Linked DNA regions of Homo sapiens: all the other regions are linked to region 1. Evidence: chromatin loops called from intact Hi-C (ENCODE). Cell type or tissue: PC-3. All regions are shown on one strand. Region 1 holds the start of LOC105371974 (a long non-coding RNA gene). Region 2 overlaps PTPRM (protein tyrosine phosphatase receptor type M). Region 3 overlaps PTPRM (protein tyrosine phosphatase receptor type M). Region 4 has its middle 130 kb from the start of RAB12.

Evidence for each region. Hi-C counts contacts between places; a loop is a spot of excess contacts. Peaks named below come from ENCODE experiments on the same cell type or tissue, not always from the same donor. Only the 100,000 strongest peaks of a DNase experiment are listed, where the experiment ranks them.
Region 2: it touches region 1 in a loop (5-fold over the local background); 7 of 110 quality-filtered maps call a loop at or near these places.
Region 3: a loop joins it to region 1, with 8 times the contacts of the local background. A loop is called at or near these places in 2 of 110 quality-filtered maps.
Region 4: a loop joins it to region 1, with 16 times the contacts of the local background. A loop is called at or near these places in 44 of 110 quality-filtered maps.

Annotation. Positions count from the first base shown.
Region 1 is chr18:7,270,521-7,275,520 of GRCh38, forward strand. It overlaps LOC105371974 (a long non-coding RNA gene), which reads left to right and starts at 1,879. Exons shown (of 4, transcript XR_935121.4): 1 at 1,879-1,980. In PC-3, CTCF peaks have their summits at 1,955 (motif pointing right) and 2,156; DNase peaks (open chromatin) are centred at 1,951 and 3,171; H3K27ac peaks cover 653 bases.
Region 2 is chr18:7,624,840-7,629,839 of GRCh38, forward strand. All of the region lies in intron 1 of PTPRM (protein tyrosine phosphatase receptor type M), which reads left to right. Among named protein-coding and RNA genes, the nearest start is that of PTPRM, 60 kb to the left of the region's middle. In PC-3, a CTCF peak has its summit at 2,188; a DNase peak (open chromatin) is centred at 2,252.
Region 3 is chr18:7,874,625-7,879,624 of GRCh38, forward strand. All of the region lies in intron 2 of PTPRM (protein tyrosine phosphatase receptor type M), which reads left to right. Among named protein-coding and RNA genes, the nearest start is that of PTPRM, 310 kb to the left of the region's middle. In PC-3, a CTCF peak has its summit at 3,122; DNase peaks (open chromatin) are centred at 3,207 and 3,807; H3K4me3 peaks cover 1,394 bases; H3K27ac peaks cover 2,467 bases.
Region 4 is chr18:8,477,906-8,482,905 of GRCh38, forward strand. No RefSeq gene overlaps it. Among named protein-coding and RNA genes, the nearest start is that of RAB12, 130 kb to the right of the region's middle. In PC-3, CTCF peaks have their summits at 948 (motif pointing right) and 2,778 (motif pointing left); DNase peaks (open chromatin) are centred at 966 and 2,776.

The DNA.
Region 1 (5,000 bases):
CACTATTTATTATCACCATCATCATCATCCTCATCATCACCAGTAGTTTCAAAGCTCTTACATGGGACCATCCTTTCCAATACCCTAAAATGGCAACTACAAACTGTCAACCACTGCCCTCATTCATAAGATTCATGGTCACTATCCACAATATCAAAGACATGGAATCAAGCCAGATGGTCATTCACAATGGATAGGATTAAAAAAAATGTGGAATGTGTACATGTACACTGTGGAATACTATATAGCCATAAAGAGAACAAAATCATGTCCTTTGTAGCAACATGGATGCAGCTGGAGGCCATTATCCTGAGCAAATTAATGCAGAAACGTAAGCAAATACCACATGTTCTCACTTATAAGTGGGAGCCAAGGCCAGGCGCGGTGGCTCATGCCTGCAATCCCAGCATTTTGGGAGGCCGAGGCAGGTGGGTCACTTGAGGTCAGGAGTTCGAGATCAGACTGGCCAACACAATGAAACCCCATCTCTACTAAAAATACAGACATTAACTGGGCGTGGTGGTGGGCGCATGTAGTCCCAACTACTCAGGAGGCTGAGGCAGGATAATCGCTTAAAATCGGGAGGTAGAGGTTGCAGTGAGTGGAGTCCATTGCACTCCAGCTTGGGTGACAGAGTGACACTCAGTCTCAAAAAAAAAAAAATAATAAGTGGGAGCCAAACATTGAGTACTCACGGACATAAAGAAGGGAACAGTCAACACTGGGGACTGCAAGAGTGGGGAGGGACAGAAGGGCGTAATGACTGAAAAACTACCTAATGGGCACTGTGCTCAGTCCCTGGGTAATGGGATCATTCATACTCCAAACCTCAGCATCACACAATATACCCCGGTAACAAACCTGCACTTGTACCCCTTGCGTATAAAATAAAGGTTGAAATTATTTTGAAAAATAAGGCTCACTATGGCTTTCTCACAAAGAATATTCGAAGGCTTCCTTCTGGCTCTACCACACTATGGTTCCCTGGCACAGGTTCTTTAATCTACTTATTGTATCTAATCCAAAGCCATAATCACTTATTTCCACTCATGAACTGTGCCGTTTCAGTTTCATCTGCCAAGAGTTTTGTCAGAAAGCAGGGATACTCCAGATGTTCCACGGAGGCACTTTTTTTTTCTTTTTTTTCCGGAGTCTTGCTCTGTTGCCCTGGCTGGAGTGCAGTGGTGCGATCTCGGCTCACTGCAGCCTCTGCCTCCCGGGTTCCAGCGATTCTCCTGCCTCAGCCTCCTGGGTAGCTGGGATTACAGGCGCCTGCCACGACGCTGGCTAATTTTTTGTATTTTTAGTAGAGACGGGGTTTCACCATTTTAGCCAGGATGGTCTCGATCTCCTGACCTCGTGATCCACACGTCTCGGCCTCCCAAAGTGCTGGGATTATAGGCGTGAGCCACCGCGCCTGGCCTTTTTTTTTTTTTTTTTCTTTCAGAGTCTTGCTCTGTCGCCCTGGCTGGAGTGCAGTGGTGCGATCTTGGCTCACTGCAGCCTCTGCCTCCCGGATTCCAGTGATTCTCCTGCCTCAGCCTCCTGGGTAGCTGGGATTACAGGCGCACCCCACGATGCCGGCTAATTTTTGTATTTTTAGTAGAGTCAGTGTTTCACCATGTTGGCCAGGCTGGTCTCCCACTCCTGATCTCAGGTGATCCGCCCGCCTGGGCCTCCCAAAGTGCTGGGATTACAGGCGTGAGCCACCGGGCCCGGCCTCACAGAGGCACTTTTACAGAGGAGTGCCTGGTGCTGGACAGGTAACAAGTCCACATACTCTGGGCAGCGCCAAACACCCTGTGGAAACTACATGGCCACGGCAGTCACGCCTAGAATCCTTTGTGCGGTGTTCACATAGAATGCTTTGGCCCCCATTGTGCCACTCAGGGCACCTGCCTTGAAATACCCGCGACGCTCGGATCGGAGTCTGACGATGGTCAGCAGGTGGCACTCTCGTTTTAGGATTCCAGCCCCTAAGTAAGTAACAAGGGAAAATTTCAGGCCCATATAAAAATTTATTTATATATTTTTTTCTCTGCCAAGCCAGAAATGTACTCCATTTTCTTTAATCAGGTTCATTTACTTCCTACTGTGGGACTTCAATTGGGTAATAGTCAACCAGACTTCTCCCCCTGGCTACTTTCTTTCCTAGAGCAGGGTATTTACGTTTGAGATTTGCCGGAGTTTGGGAGCTGTATGTGAAGGCCTGGCAGAAACAACAGAAACGCTGTGTTTTACACGCAGAGCTCGACTGGCCCTCCCCGTTAGCTCCAAGTGGCCTCGTGCAGACACAAGGGCGCATCTGGCCGGGGCTATGTTTACCCTGGGGTGCCCAGACTGTGTCTGCTGCCCTGTCTGAGACCAGCAGAGCCCACAGGAGGGAGCCCCAAAGCTGGATGAAAGTCGCGGCAACAAGGCGAGGGAGGCTGAGTCTGAGGCTGAGGGCTCTAAGCTGCGCCTTGGTTTCCTCCTGCGAGGTGCAAAGGGCATGGACAGCTACAGACAGCAGTGGGAGCACTGGCTCACTCACTCCTTCACTCACTCATTCATTCAGCAAATACTCATGCAAAGCCTCCACTATTCCAAAAACTCCATTTTGTTTATGGTATCAGCCAGCGTTCAGCCAGGGAACAGAAGCCACACCAGTTATCTGAAGAGAGACAATGTAATAATAAAGAATTGTAAACCATGCATTCGGTTGAAGCTGGGGAACTAAAAAAACAAAAGGATAATGGTGGATGCCAGGGAGGAGGTAACAGCAGGGAGCGGCTGCCACCCCTGAGGCTGGAGACACCAGGACCTAAAAGCTCAGGGGCCCGCAGAGCTGCTCAGCTGCTGCCGGTCTCCGGGTGTGTGTGATGAGGTTGGTTCTGTGAGTGTTAGGAACACTGCAAACTGGATTCAGCTGCTGCTATGGTGAGGGACTGACACGGCTGGGAGGGAGTGTGAACACTCAAGAATGGGGAATGGACAGGAAAATCAAGTCCCTCCTTGCTCCCCTCCTTACCAGTTCCTTCTAGCACCTTCCACTGGCACAGCCTGACAGGAAGCTGGAGGCACAGCAAGGATGTGGCTCACAGTTCAACCCCACCCTCAGAGGGCAGAGCGCGGACGGGATTTGGAGCCCTGAGACAATAGTTGAGTCCCTGGCACACTCACAGAACCGCATTCTCACCCCCCTGGGCTGTGACCCAGCCTAGCAGTGGCGGGAGAGGGAGCGAGTGGGACTGGAGTATTGGTCCTCAGCACATGGCTCCCAGCCTAGACGGGAGAAGGGAGTCGGTTGACTCATTTCCTTTTATTGCTCAAATGTGACATAAAATTTCACTAAAGGTCACACCATAGCACAGCTTATTTCCTCTCTTTTGCCAGAAGTTCCTTATAAAATTTCCTCACTCTATCTTGTCACAGCCCCCGCACCCATGACATCTTCATGGTCTCTTAGTATGGTTTTACTTTTCATACAAATCGGATCCAAGGGGAGGGAAGCATGTCAAAATGCCACTGTGGGTCTTTTGTTGCATGAAAATGTACATGTTGCGTTGAATTAATGCACTTTTAAACTAGACCTAGCTACTATGCTTTTCAACAGCTTTCATCATGATGGTAACATCTTCCTTGTTAAATCTAATCAATTTCATAGGTATTGGCATTTCCATTCTTTGATAGGATGTTTACTTATGCATTTTTTTCTTTTCTTTTTCTTTCTTTTTTTTGAGACAGTCTTTCTCTGTCACCTAGGCTGGAGTGCAGTGGCATGATCTTGGCTCACTGCAGCCTCCGCCTCCTGGGTGCCTCAGCCTCCCGAGTAGCTGGGATTACAGGCCTGTGCCACCATCCCCAACTAATTTTTGTATTTTTAGTAGAGACGGAGTTTCGCCATGTTTGCCAGGCTGGTCTTGAACTCCTGACTTCAGGTGATCCACCCACCTCAGCCTCCCAAAGTGCTGGGATTACAGGCGTGAGCCACCGAGGCTGGCCTGCATTTTTTCTTTATTTTTTTGAGATGGAATCTCACTCTGTTGCCCACGGTGGAGTGCAATGGCACAATCTCGGCTCACTGCAACCTCCGCCTCCTGGGTTCAAGCGATTCCCCTGCCTCAGCCTGGGATTACAGGTGCCCGCCACCACGCCCAGCTAATTTTTGTATTTTTAGTAGAGACAGGGTTTCCTAGCTAATTTTTGTATATTTAGTTGAGACAGGGTTTCACCATGTTGGCCAGGCTGGTCTCGAACTCCTGACCTCAGGTGATCCAACTGCCTTGACCTCCCAAGTTGCTAGGATTACAAGCGTAAGCCACCACACCTGGCCTGCATTTTTTCTAAATTTGGGGAAAGTAGAGGTAGAAGGGATTGGGAAGGTTGAGGTCCAAAGGAGAAAAAACGGAAGTGAACGGGAAATTATTTTGAAGACTACGTGGCCACTGCCTTTTATCTAAGAAATGCATTGGACAACAAGCAACAATGGGCAAGACCAACCTGAAGCCTACAGTGGCTGAGAGAGACAGGAAGGTGGGTGGTTGGTGAAGGAAAGATACCAGACCAGAATTTTTTTTTTTTGAGACAGAGTCTCCCTCTGTCTTCCAGGCTGGAGTGCAGTGGCACCATCTTGGCTCACTGCAAGCTCCGCCTTCCAGGTTCACACCACTCTCCTGCCTCAGCCTCCCAAGTAGCTGGGACTACAGGTGCCCGCCACCACGCCCAGCTAATTTTTTGTATTTTTAGTAGAGACAGGGTTTCACCGTGGTGTCGATCTCCTGACCTCGTGATCCTCCCACCTCGGCCTCCCAAAGTGCTGAGATTACAGGCGTGAGCCACCGTGCCTGGCCACCAGACCAGAAATATTTAAGATGAAGGTTATGTCTGGTTTATCTTTGGCAATATATTGCCTTCTGCTTTTTCTTATGCTTCACAGCCCAGAAGCTTGAAAACGACATTTCCCCTTCTCCCTTGCTACAGGTGCTTTGCATACATCTTTAATCCTATCAATGAGATAA
Region 2 (5,000 bases), 350 kb after region 1:
GCTGCATGAATGCACTGTGCAGAGCTCCTAGAACAGTGCTGGGCGTGTAGCAAGCCTGGTGTAGGTGTAGTGAGCCTGGTGTGTGTGTGGCGAGCCTAATGTGTGTATCAGCTGCTGCTGCTGAGTAACCAGGCACATTCCCTCTGCTGTTCCTCCATTAGCTACTATTTTCAAGGAACTCAAAATGATCACTTTTTGCCTCTAACAGAATTTACAGAAACTCTACAAGAGCTTGAAATGCACCTATAGTGGTCAGGGAGCGTATATATTTAGGGAGAGTAATAAGATAAAATCTTTCATGAAAAAAGCTTTTAGAAGACTAAGAAAACATAAAGGTCTTTTTAAGCAGGCATCAGAATGTCATCTCGAATCTGTTTCCTTTGTTTCTTGATAGGAAAGTAGTTAAAACAACCTAATAGCTTATCAATAAATCAGAAGTTTCCAGATTTCCTGATTTGCTTTTGCTTGCTAGTAATTTTCCCGACTCTTATCAAATTGGATACAAATAGATGTTTTTAAAAGTCAAGTTGCCCACACTATTTGATTCTGTTTGCTATTTTTGGCTTAAAAATGAAGAAGAAATATGGCCTAATTCTTGCCCTGTGGTGAAATTATATTGCAAGGTAAGAGAATAGAAAATAAAGCTTTTCATTATCACCTCTCCATGACCTCTTGAATGAAAAGGTTGGGAGTTTGAGAGGTTCTTTTTTTTTGAGACAGAGTCTCGCTCTGTCACCCAGACTGGAGTGCAGTGGCGTGATCTCGGCTCACTGCAACCTCCGCCTCACGGGTCCAAGCGATTCTCCTGCCTCAGCCTCCTGAGTAGCTGGGATTACAGGCACCTGCCATGATGCCCGGTTAATTTTTGTATTTTTAATAAAGACTGGGTTTTGCCATGTTGGCCAGGCTGGTCTTGAACTCCTGATGTCAGGTGATCCGCCCGCCTCGGCCTCCCACAGTGCTGGGATTACAGGCGTGAGCAACAGCGCCTGGCCAAGGGGGTTTGTTCATCAAGATAGACTTCCTCTGTCTCTATCAATAACTGGCAAAGTTGCAGTGAGACCAGTTACTAGTGGTCAGTGTGTGACATTGGGGCCCATGAGCCTGGGTTTGAAACCCAGGTCCTCGGCATCCAGCTGAAACAGCCGTTTCAGCCTCTCAGCTTCATTTTCCTGTAATATAGAGAAAATACTTCCTACTGTGAGGCTAAAATGCCTTAACATTCATAAAAGCATCTAATGCTAGGCTCTTGTAATTTTAGCACCTTTTCCTCTGATGACATTCACTGGGAAAAGGAAAGGCTCTGTAGCCCCGTCTTCAGAACTAAATTCTCCAAAGCAGGACTTCATTCTAGGCTTGCTTTTAAACAAGATTATTTCCATATACCATCCAATCAGGTAATATGACATAGGAAATGCCCTTCCCTCTGTGAGACATGCACTCGCGTTTGGCAAAGACTGTGGTCACCACCTTCATTTAAAAGGGTTTAATGATCTTTGGACTTTAGCAGACTCCATAGAGTACAGCCCTGATGGACAGAGTTTAGGCAGAGAGAATATTTTCCATTTCATAATCTCATACACAGGGACCTAAATTCCACTATCAGGGACTTCTTTAATGACTCCAACTGTCAGCCTGGACATGAGTGACCTGAAGAACCTGTATGGAGAGTGGAAGGGGCATACAGATGACTTCTGCTGGTATGACCCTCTCCCCTCTCCCAGCCACACAGCTGGTGGCTTCACAAAGAGCTAGGTTAGCAGTGAGGTTGTCCTGTGTACAATTTCAGTGCCCCTTGCTCAGGGTCTAAGCCTGACCCATGTTGCTGCAGATTGTACACTGGGGTTATCTGGGTTATTTATTTATTTTTAGAGACAGGATCTCACTCTGTCATCCAGGCTGGAGTGCAGTGGTGCAATAGCTCACTGTAACCTTGAACTCCAGGGCTCAAGTAATCCCCCCAATTTGGCCTCCTGACTAGCTGGGACTGCTCCTGAGTATCTGGAACTCCTGTGTAAACATTTTAAAAATTTAAAATTTTTGTAGACACAAGGTCTCGCTCTGTTGCTGGGGCTGGAGTCGGGAGATTTTTGACACAATTCCGTGGTTTATCCAATCCATGCCTGCACCTGGGAGTGCATCACACTCAGCTCACTCTCCCCTCGGCACTATCCCCCTCTGCAGGTGGCTTAGTGTCCTTCCTCCAAGCAGAGGGACTTCCCTGGTCTCCTTCCTCTTCTCGAGGTTCTGGGATGACTCACACTGAAATATTGGTGGAATGAGAATCCCCTGTGGAAGTTGTTGTTTCCATCCCTGCCATTTCTACTCACCTCCTGACCTCACTGACTTGCACAACCAGCCACCCTGTCATTACTCTGGGTGGGACAATTTCCCTTTTCAATTTTTGGTTATCAGATGTTACCATCCTTTTGGGCCTCCGGATATGGGCCTTTTCCTTTGCAGGGTTATAGCTGTCTCCCTCAAAGGCTTGGTTTAGTCCAGCAGCCAGGCGGGGAAGCATTTTATTCCTCTCTGTCCTGAGGCATATGTCCTGAAACCATTCTGTTCTTGGCCTCCTCAGCCCTTGTATGAGATCCTGTCTTCCCAGAGAACTGGCCCTTCCCAGTGACCACCCATCTTTGGGGTAAAGGTCTTTATCCTCATGTTTCAGGACCTGACTCTGGGCCTTAGGGTACATGGAAGGAGGGAGATTTGGGGACACAGAATGCCCAGTAACCTGCGGTGAGGCTCGGTTCATTCTAGGAAGTATTTAGGAAGTATTTTGCAGGCCTTGTGCTAAGGGAATGTGAAGATGAGAAAATTCGGCGGGCACCAGAGGCATGGGAGTTGAGTACTTGGCTTTGCCAATGTTAAATGCCTCCTTCAACATTTCAGACAGGGAATTTTTGTAGTGGAGAGTAGAGCTGAACTTTAACTCGGTGATTTTTCCTGACAGAAGGTCCTCTCTAAGGACAGCAAGGAAATCAACAGTAGCAGTTAGTTAGGAAATGGGGTGTTGTGCGGTGCTACAGTGACTAGAGTCAGAAGGAGTTCCATTGATTCCAAATAAGAGGCCCTGCACAAATGGAGATTCTGATGTATGCAGCTCTCTACCTGTGTCTATTTGAAAACAAAAAGCCACCTTATTTTGTCTAAAATAATTTGAAGAATTTTTAGATGGCCACATGACAAAGATACCATTTCAATAAGTAATATAAAAAATATGTGGTGTGAACCTGGGAGGCGGAGCTTGCAGTGAGCCGAGATTGCACCACTGAACTCCAACCTGGGTGACAAGAGTGAGACTCCATCACACACACACACAAACACACATGCACGCACACACACACAGGATATGTATTCTGTGAACCACTATTCATTTCTGTATACCAGACTGAATTTTTAAAAGCATTTGAAGCATTCACTATTTTTCACATTAATATCAAAGCAGTAAAATAATCCAGAAACAAAAAAAGATAAGTAGCTTAATGATTCTACTTAAAATTAATGCAACTAATGTATTTCTGTTATTCCCTAGTGTATTGTTGTTGCAAAGTAGTTACTGTCTTTCAAATGAAAGTTTAAAACGATAACTTTCTGAAAATTGCAGCTATCATACAAAAACGTGATTGTAAATCGTTTGTCTTTTGCCATTTTTCTTAAAAGAATTAGATATTTAAAAGATCATATAATCTGTTAAAACCATTAGTTGGCATTTTAAGAGTCACTTCAAGAATGTGCTTTAATTTAAAGGAAAACTAAGCTTGAATTCATTTTCATCTTTTTTTTACTATATTGAAAATTTTAACATTTCAATTCTAGTTTTGTCCATGACTGTTAATAATTCAGTCATTCAGCAGATAATTGAGGGCCCACCCTGTCAGGCACTGTCCTAAATGCTGCTGCTGCCCAACAAAATAGACCCAAAATGCTGGCTTCATGGAGCTCACATTCCATTTGTGTACATTTCTATGGAACAGGCACTGTGTACTTTCCGTGCATGCTTGAGCAATTTTAATTCTTCTATCAGCCCAAAGAAGGCACTATTACTATCCCAGTTTAACAATGAGGAAGCTGAGGTTGGCAAGGTTCGCAGTTTCCAGCTCATCTCCATCTACGTGATGCTGGTTTCATGACCACTGTGCAGTCACTTGCTTTAGAGTGGTTTGAACCATTGAGTTAGCTTCACTGAGAAGTATCATGGAACCACTTACACTGATATTACGAAGTATGCTTCAAAATGATGGTACACTCATGGAAGCAGCCTCAGAGGAAAGCCATTAAGATGGCGGGGGTGCCAATCATGTCATATGAGGGCAATTGTAAGATATTATTGAACTAAGATCAATGGGTACAGGGTTTGGGAGGAAGGATTCAGGTCAATGTAGGGAAGAACCATCTAACCTGTCCACAGAAGGGATGGATTGCCTAATTAAATGCCGAGATTAGAGAATTTAGCCTCGTGGATGTGGTCAAGAGGATTCAAGCATTAGGTTGATGATCATTTAGATCAGCTTCCCACACCTGCTCATCAGAATGATCCAGCCACTTGTTGAAAGGATGTGTTCTGGTTACCCTGAGATGTTTTCATTCATTAGATTTAGGGTGGGGCCTGAACATCTGAATTTTTAATCAACACAATAGGGGACCTGTTGCTGGGTAGAGGGTGGTGGGGTATAACAGAGGTCACAAATGTACAAAAGCCCTTTTTGGAGGAGCATGTATGAAATGTTTTAGGAACTGAAAGGTCAGCTTTGTGGTTGTACTCAAGAGAGTGAAGGGCAAGTTGTATTAGAAAAAAGTAGACATATAGGTGTGAGCCAGAAATTGGAGGTTTTCCAGAACCACATTAAAGATTTTAAGCACAACTGAAACCATTTTAGCCTAGAGTAACATAGGGTAACCAGATTTTGTGTGTGTGTAGTGTGTGTGTGTGAATGTGCAGACCCACACACTCAAAATACACATCATATTTTTAAAGATCTCTCAGACTGTGAAGA
Region 3 (5,000 bases), 600 kb after region 1:
AAATGTAATAAGTTATACTGGGTTCTGAATTAACAACAACAAAACCTGAAAACGAAATAGTGTACTCAGTAAAAATAACTTTCCACCCAGCCAAGCTTAGAGATACAGTGATAGAAATATATGTGTATAAATCTGTTTCTAGACCACCTACCTAAGGGAATAAATCAAGATGCACTGAGTTCAGTTATTTTAATTATCCTATAGCTCCCACAGAAAGGAGCTGAGGAGCTGAAAACACTAGGAGAAACAGAAAACCAAAAGCTTCCTTCAGAAATTCTTCACAAATGGCCTGGCGCAGTGGCTCATGCCTGTAATCCCAGCACTTTGGGAGTCCGCGGCGGGCGGATCACTTGAGGCCAGGAGTTCGAGATCAGCCTGGCCAACATGGTGAAACCCCGTCTCTACTAAAAATAAAAAATAAGTTAGCTGGGCTTGGTGGCAGGTGCCTGTAATCCCAGCTATTGGAGAGGCTGAAGCAGGAGAATCACCTGAACCCAGGAGGCAGAGGTTGCAGTGAACTGAGATCGTGCCACTGCACTCCAGCCTGGGTGACAGAACGGGTCTGTCTCAAGAAAAAGAAAAAAAAAGAAATTCTTTACAAATGATAAGTGACATATCCCACAGTGGGTAAATTGTTCACTGTATTATGGTGTATCCTAGGATACTATGCGTATCAGTGAAACATTCTTGGTAACGTGCACCATTTTTTTTTTTTTTGAGAAGGAGTCTCCCTCTATTGCCCAGGCTGGAGTGCAGTAGCACAGTCTCAGCTCACTGCAACCTCTGTCTCCTGGGTTCAAGCGATTCTCCTGCCTCAGCCTCCCGAGTAGCTGGAACTACAGGCGTGCACCACCATGCCTGGCTAGTTTTTTTGTATTTTTAGCAGAGACGGGGTTTCACCATATTGGCCAGGCTGGTCTCAAACTCCTGACCTCGTGATCTGCCTGCCTCGACTTCCCAAAGTGCTGGGATTACCGGCGTGAGCCTCTGTGCCCGGCCAACATGCACCATTCTTGCCAAAGACCTGAACTTTACCATCTTTACTCTTTTTTCAGCAAATTTGTTTGTAAAAACCATTTCCTCCCTGCCTCTTCCTTTCTCTCTATCCCGGTCACTCTCCCTGTATATTTGTATGTGTGTATATACCTGTAATAAAGTCATGCATTGCTTGATGACAAGGATGCATTCTGAGAAATGTATCGTCAGGCGATTTTTTTTCATTATGCGAACATGATAGAGTGCACTTACACAAATCGAGATGGTAGAGCCTACAGCACACCTAGGCTATGTGGTATGGCCTATTGCTCCTAGACTACAAACTGTATAGCATGTGACTGTATTGAATAACTGTAGGCAACTGGAATACTATGGTAAGTATTTGTGTGTCTAAACATGGCAAAGGTGCAGTAAAATTAGAGTATTACAATCTTATGGGACTGCAGTTGTGTATATGGTCCATCTTTCGCCAAAATGTCCTTAAGTGATGCATGACTGTGTGTGTGTGTGTGTGTGTGCATGTGTGTGTGTGAGAAATTCAAAACGTCTGTATTGATATAAACTCATTAGGTGATTTAAAAAAATTGGTTTAGTCAAATTAAATTTTCAAATTGGTTATCCTTTTTTAAATCACATGTCCAATCAAGTACCCAAGAAAGACATATTAATTTTCTGTAATGCATTCTCAATGATATAACATGATCCAAAATTCAGGTCATTTAGATATTGTTTGCTCTTTTAAAAACTTTAAAAAAAAACATTTAAAACTTTTATTATAAAAATGCTCAAAATACACATGAGTAAGAATCCACCCTCAAGCTTGTCTTAAAACAACACTCATAGCTGATAATTCTATGGGTCAGCAGTTGGGGCTGGGCTCAGCTGAATGGTTCAGCTGATCTGAGCCATGCATGGCTGATCTTGGCTGGGTTCACTTTTGCATCTGCAGTCAGCTGTCAGGTCAGCTGGTCCTAACTGGGAAGGCTGAATCCTGCTCCACATTGTCTCCTGTCCTCCAGCAGTCTAGCCTGGACCTGCCCCCGTGGTAGTGAGCATGTTCACATGTTGTTCCTTTCTCTGCTATCTTAGGTTTATTTAGCTCTGCTATCTTAGGTTTATGAATAAAATTAGATATTATTTATATATATACTTACAAGGATATAATGTTCCTCCTGAAGTTATCTAACTAATGTGCTGCCCCTTAAACTGAGAGGCAGCTTAGTATCATGCTTAAGAGCACAAAGTCCAGAGCACATTTCCCTGAGGTTCATATTCTGTCTCCACCACTTACAACCTACATGATCTTGAGCAAGCTACTTAACCCCTCTATGCCTGAGTTCTGTCCTTGTCTGTAATGAGTAAAAGAGTTAATATATGTAAAACATTTGGAAGAGTGCTCAGCACGTATTAAATATCATGTAAGTGTTAGCTATTATCAATTCCCATATTAATTGTTAATATAGATATATATTTAATGATTTGAAAGTTTTTAATAATTGGTTTTATAAGTATAATTAGCAGCTTTCATAATCACCATTAATTATTGTATCCTTTTGCTCTTATAATTAAATATATGTATTTATAATTTAACAGACTTGGTAGCATCTAAGCATTTAAATCACACTAGGAGATTTTTCACTCCACGTTGCACCTAGAATGATTATTTATATTTGAAAATTCATGTTTAGATATTGAAGATAAATTCAAGTGCCATGCCTAGTTTGTATTACTGACCTTGTTATGCTGATTTAAAGATGGATGTTGGTAACCTGTGTAATCGCATGATCATTGATACACATAAATTTTATGGGTGTAAGAAATTTCCTTGAAGTAAGAACTCTGTTATCTTGTCTTCTAGGCTAAGTTCAAATACATTTGGATAAAAACTGGGACCAAGGTTGAATTTTGACATATATCTATTCTATGCCAGTCACCCTTTTAAGAAGTATTTTACGTGATTTACCTTATTTAATTTATTCAACCACCTCTTTGATTAGGAAACTTGCAAAAGAGAGTTAGTTCACTTACTCAAGGACATACAAGGTGTGACTGAGTCAAGATCCTAATTCAGGTTGTTTGGCTACAGAGCTTAGCTTTTCCTACCAAGCTCAGGGAGCCCTCCTCAGGTCCTGCCCAGCACAGTCCAGAGTACTTTGCTTGCTTTAGTCCAATTCTTTCACAGTAGGCACTGTTTGTTTTTGAGTTTATGGACGAACTGACTCAGATTGAGAGTGATTTTCATAAGGTCACAGAACTAGCAAGTTTTGTAAGGTGAGATTTATCTACCAGCCTGCTCTTGGCAAGGAGTGTGACTCTCTCTGTGGCCTCTGCTGTTGGGATGCTGTGTGTGATAAAATCCCCTGCTTCTTTCTTTCCTGAACCCTTGCAGGAGCTTCACCAGAACCTCACAAGCATATAGTGTTGAAATGTTTATGTAATTAAGAAATTTATCCATGTTAAAATTATACCCAGCATTTGCTTTAATTTAAATTTCTTGGTTTAGTGGTAAGATAACTATTTTCCCAGACATCTCCATTCTAATTGTATTTCTGCTAATGCAGATTGCTTTTTCATATTATTTGCTAATTATTTATTGGTATTTTGATGCTTTTTCTGGTTAATTAATCCAACAGATTACTTAAATTCCAGACTTTTGATAATTTATAAACTTGATACTGTGTTGTTAGTTTAATGTGGACACCGTTTCATTTTCTCCACTGACTCACCTTGTTAAATTTTGACCATTCCTTCTTTCTGCCTTCTGATCAAGCAGTGAAAATTCCTGCATGACTCTGGTTTCTGACCCTAGTTGGGCTAATGAAACATCCTTTGGCTTCTTCTTCAGGAATGTGGGGAGCTGTCAATCAGGGATGTCAACAGAACCCTTGGAGTCTTTTGAACTGTTTTTTAGGACAAAGGATGATTTAGCAAGCTTCTTCTGAGTACCACTAGCAAGTGTTTGAATGTGTCAAAGACAGACCTTTAAAATATTTAAGTTTGGCCTGCATTTTATGTAAAAGCTAACTGCACAATTTCTTCTTAAGGCAAGTCATAGTTTAGCTGGTAGACTATCACCAGATAGCTCTGATCTGCAGACCATACTGAGTAGCATAGGCTTTTTTTTCACATGTGGAAAAAAAAGGTTTCTGAATCAACACTAATTTAGGGGAAAAATAAATGGAAGCTTATATTGTGATGGCTTATGTCATTCTGAGATTTACAACAGAAACTAACCCGTTTCTAAAGATGTCAATCAATGAAAAACTTGACGTATGGGAAATTAAACAGTCTCTTTAGAACGTTCTAAATAGTCAACCTGTCACTACTCAATTGTTGTATGTGTGGCTCATTTCCTGAGATACAGTCATTAGCGTCATCAGATAGTTAAAAGGTTGTGTTTGCTTTACTCAGTGTTTGTTTTTTACTTATAAATTACAAAGCTCACACCTAGTATTTTCTACCTAAGTCACTGAAGCAGTTTGTCTAAATGACACACTGTAATACAATTTAGTTCTCATTAAAGCTTCCCTTTTCTTATAAAAGGAGAGCACATTGCTTGTTACTACAGAACCCACCGGGTTTCCTCTCTGCAGTGAGCCTCTTCCAATACTGCTTTGTCTCTTATGATAACTGTGTTTCACAAGTCCCTTTTAAGATTGATGGTCCTAAATCCATAAAGTTTACAGCCACTTCTGGTTGTTACTTATGTAACTGTTGGTGAACTTAATGATCTGATTTGCTAATTCTGTGAATCTCTTTTTATTCTTTCTGTGCTCAGTGAAAACAACTTAAAATATGATATACAACTAAACTGTGAAGTTCTTGCTGCAGGAATAGGTCCAAGTTTGTCTCGTTTGTAGTTCTCAAAGTGCCCCAATACATAATGGGTGCTCAGATGAATCCTGCCATGGCTAAAAGTGACTAGTTAAGGTGAAATAATATATTTTTCTTCAGCTCAATATTTTTATGAATAATAAAAATGGCCGTTCAGTTGTGCTGTGAAT
Region 4 (5,000 bases), 1.2 Mb after region 1:
AGTCCCAATCTGTCCGCTGTGTGTGTTCAGCAGCCCAGGTTCAGCAGTGGAAGCAGCAGGAAGGTGGATTGACCTAGGATTGTGATTTTGCTAAGCAAGGCAGGGACACTGAGGGTATTGATCAGAGAGAGATTGAAGAATCAGAGGTAGGGGGAAGAAACAGAGGGGGAGGAGATCCTCAGAGCAGCAGGCCTCCATCCTGGCTGTGCATCAGAGCTCCCGGGGAGCTCTGAAAAACTCTAGGCGTGCCCAACTCCAGCGATTCCGATTTAATTAGACTAGGGTGGAGTTGGGACCTTGCTGGCTTCTAAAGCCCTCCAGGTGATTGGAGTAAGCAGTCCGGGCTGAGCTTCAGCTCAAAGCAGCACTTCTTAAGGGTGGTCCCGCAGTAGCTGCAGCAGCAGCACTGCATATTTCTTGGAAATGCAAATTCATGAGTCCCACCCCAGACCTGCTGAATTAGACCTTTTGGGGGCGGGGCCCTCTGGGAGATTCTGATGTACCCTAGAGTTGGAGAACCACCGGGTGACAAGATCTGAGACGGAGCAGTGGCATTTGGGATGCTCAGAGCTGGAGTCGCCTGAGTGTGAGGAAGGACCAGGATGGGGTGGGTGGCTGACATGGAGTGCAGATCCAGGCCAATGGGGATCAGGGCCTTGGGAGATGGGGAGCTGGAGAGCTGGCTTGTCATTGTTTCAGGTGATGTGGGACTTGTGATAGGCAGAGTGTGTGGTGAGGAGCTCAGGGACACAAGTCTTCCATAGATGTTTGGGAGGGGGAGTTGGCAAGGGACAGTGACCATCGAAGGCAAATGCTGTGCGCAGAGGTTTTTGAATAGGGTCAACATAACTCCTCAGCTACAGGTCTGGAGAGCAGGAGAATGCGGACCCTGCTGTCCTGGGATTGCAGGTTAAAGGAGGTCCTCGCAGAGTGCAGTTCCAGGCATAGCCAGCAGGTGGAGGGGCGGAGGGAGTGCTCTAGGAGGAGGCGGAGGATGCAGAGGATGCCGAGATGGTGCACAAAGCAAAGCTTCCAGGGGCAGGTGGAAGGTCTTCAAAGAGGAGAGCACAGAATGGGAAGGGCGGGAGGGAGCATGATCAGGTGCCAGGGCCACACCCCTGCTGCACTCTTGCTGTGAGGTCTTGGGAGAGTTACCTAGCCTCTCTGAGCCCCAGTTTCTTCATCCGCAAGCGGGAGTGATGATAATAGGATCTCGGCTGTGGGTGTGAGGCATGGTGGGTCTCGCTGGTCTCCCAGGTCAAGTCGCGTCTGGGGCGGTGCAGCTTGGGTCTGGCTGCTGCTGGACTCTGGAGCCCTTGCCGGTGCCAATCTCAGTTGCTCCTCGTCTGTTTTCCAGGCCTCCCTTCATCCTGGCTTGCTGTCTATGGCGCAGAATCCTCACCATTTTACTTCTTTCCTGTATGATGCTGGGCAAAGCAGACAATCACTGTGACACTCAGTATTTTCATCTGTAACGGGTTAATCTCACCTCGCAGGATGGTGGTGTGATGAAATGAAATGGCATAAATGCAGACACCTGGCACATTACAGAGCCCGACTCCTGGCTTCCTTTCTCTCTCCTTTGCACCACATGCAGGGCTGGTAGGGGTCCAGCGCTTCATTTAGAAGTTACCTTGCCCTGTCTCTGATGACCCCAGCCGCTATTACAAATCCTCATCCTCTGTGTCTTTCAGAGGCTCTAAGGTGCTATAGGACAGTTTTTGAAATAATTCCTCCAGGTGCTAAGTGTGTGTGTGTGGAGGGGAGGGCAACAGGTGTGTCTCTTACTCCAGCGCCTTCTCTCCTGTGAGCTCATTAATCCAGTGGTTTTCCACCCTGTCTGCACACTATAATCAAATGGGGGAGTTTTCAGCATGTCACTGTCCATCTTCAGCCCAGGCCATAAGTCTATTCATCAGATTACTAATCTTGCTTTTTTATTACTGCTATTTGCGAGTCTGATGTGCTCCCAGCTTCCTGCAGAGGAACGCGGTACCCGGCAGAGTGGTGGGGAAGGTAGGTCGGGGCCTTGCAGAACTTCTCATGTCTCACTACTTGAAGAGGTGACCCCCCCACTCCCACCCCGGTCCCAAAGCTCCCTCGGGGCATGCTTCATGCTCTGCTAACTCTGTCGCCCCCTCGCCCACCCCCAGGACCAAGTGCACGTGTGTGAGACCTCACTGCTGCGACGCTGGAGGAAGGTATCTTTGCCAAATGTGTACACAAAGAGGACTGCTTATATTACCGAAGCACTGCACTAAGTTTGTTCCGGAAAACGCTGTTTTCCATGAGTGAAAACGGAGAGCTACCTGAGCCCCCATCAATTACCTTTGCCCTTGAGATCTTGAATTAAGTGCTTTTCAATTGAATCAGGCATAAGGAACAGTGTGCTTCTTGCCTGTTAATAGCAGACACCAACCCATTTTGAAAATTGCATTGGGAAATGTCTTCTTGGGGATTTGACAAAAATTGTTCCATGATTTTAAGCACAGCTTATTTTCCTCCTGTTTACACAAAGTTTGTAAGGAAAAAAAATGGTGATGTTCGGAACAACTGTGTAAATATGTTTACGGATGTACTTTTCTATAGTGTTAGTATCCAACACTAAAAGTCACCTAGCAACAAATTAAGGAACCATGAAAGAATCAGAGAAGCAGCACGCCTGCCTCCAGATCATAACCAGGAGGCCTGGTGAATCTTGGCCGCCAGTTGCAGATACCCTCATAGAAAACGTCCCTGGAACTTCACAAGCTTTGCTGTGGCTACAGAGCCATCTCGTGGTTCTGCACAGTATCAGCTACAAGGAAGAGGACTGCACCAGGCCTTCCTCAGTCTATCAGCACCTAAAATGCGGCTTGGGACAAGTCCTTGTTTGTAATCAATAAAATCCATTCCTTCCCACCGCACCGTGTCAGCGTTTGCGCTGCTCTCCTGAGTCGCGGGAGTGAATAAGACAGAAAGAACAGGTAAAGAGGAGGGCAGGCTTGAGAACTGACAAGAACTTGAGCTCTGGGAAATCTCTGTAGCTTAAGGAATAATATGTTCATCTATCCGTGGTCCTACGCAACCAATTTACTGGCTAGGCCAGGAGAAAGAGCTGTCTAGCCTTTTCCATGTGACAAGGAAACGGTAACAATAGATATGAGACCTTTCAGAATTTTCAACAATTCTCAAGGCTTGAAGCCTGGCTACCTTTGGGAAAAGACATTTCTGTAGGATGTGTCAGATCTCGTCCTTCCGTGTTTTAATGTTTCTGTCAAACAGTGTAGGTCAATGTCAGTGTTCTAGGATGCAATATTTATAGGGCTCCCTTTTGCCTGGCCTTATCTTGCTTTCAGGGAGAAATGCACAGCCCTGTCTGCAAACATGCTCTGTGGCCTTTTGATTTGATGTGTTCCAGTTTGAGTGACAGCTGGGTTTGTTAATTATGACTGCTATGTATCCTGGAGAAAATCTAGTAATCTTTATCAAATAATTTAAAATGAATAGTATAGTAACGTCTTGAAACACTTGGAATAAGCTTGAGACTTCTAGCAGAGAATCTGAAGAATAACTTGAGATCAACAATAACTCTACAGTTATCCACAGATAGATATTATGATGACTGGATTTTTTGGATTAATTTTTAAAAATTCAATATTGATATAGGTGCTTGGAAACAAAAGTAGCTAAATATGTTAGAAGGTACTGGAACCTCGGGATATGTTTCATGAGGTTGTATGTTAGTAACCAGATTGCAGGGGCATAAATCTATTGATGCTATAGGAGTTTTTCTTACAAATATTAATTAAACTTTCCATTAAAAAGCAAAACGTGTACATTATATAAATTTGAAACCATGTAAATTTCAAGAGACGATAAATGACTCATAGTCTTATTACTGTTAATATTTCATACATTGCTTTCAATTTTCTTTTTTCTTTTTATGCAGTGTTTAAAATACAGCTGGTGATAATAGACACATTGTTTCATTTTTCCTCTAACATTGTGTCTCTATGTTAGCTAATTTTTTATAAATATCATTTTAATAACAGCACAACAGTTCTAATATAGACAAAAAGTTATGCACAGACATACATTTACCTTGTTATTAAAAACACTCCCCAAAGCCTGGGCAACATAGTAAAACCTCATCGCTACAAAAAAAAATCTTTTTTTAATTGGTTGGGCATGGTGGTGTGCACCTGTAATCCTATCTACTCAGGAGGCTGAGGCAGGCTGATCCCTCGAGCCGAGGAGTTCGAGGCTCCAGTGAGCTATGATCGCAGCACAGCACTCCAGCCTGGGCAACAGAGCAAGACTTCTTCTCCTAACAACAACAAAAAACCTCCCAAAAGAGAAGCAAATATGTAAGCTAGGATTGCTTCTTAGTCCTTGCTATTATACATAACAGCAGTGCAAGTCTTTGTGCAAAAATTTATCTAGTTTTTTTTTTTTTTTTTTTTTTTTGAGACAGAGTCTCACTTTGTCACTCAGGCTGGAGGGTAGTGGCGTGATCTCGGCTCACTGCAACCTCCGCCTCCCGGGTTCAAGCAATTCTCCTGCCTCAGACTCCCGAGTAGCTGGGATTTCAGGCGTGTGCCACCATGCCTGGCTCATGTTTGTATTTTTAGTAGAGATGGGGTTTCACCATGTTGGCCAGGCTGGTCTCGAACTCCTGACCTCAGGTGATCCACCCACCTCGACCTCCCAAAGTGCTGGGATTACAGATGTGAACCACTGCACCTAGCCTAGATTTAGAATTATTACTTTAGGATGCAGTCCCAGAAGTAAAATGATTGCATCGAAGGGTATCCATGTATTCACAGGCCTCTATCACCATCCTGCTTTCCACAGGAGGTACCCACAAGCACTTCCACAAAAAATATCTGAGAATACTTACCTTACCTATATCTGTCGCATGAAATGCATGATGTTAAGAAAGGATTCAGAATTAACCCCTCCCGCCATGGACCAGATCATCATCACCCTGTCTTCAGTGAATGAACCCTCTGCCAGGG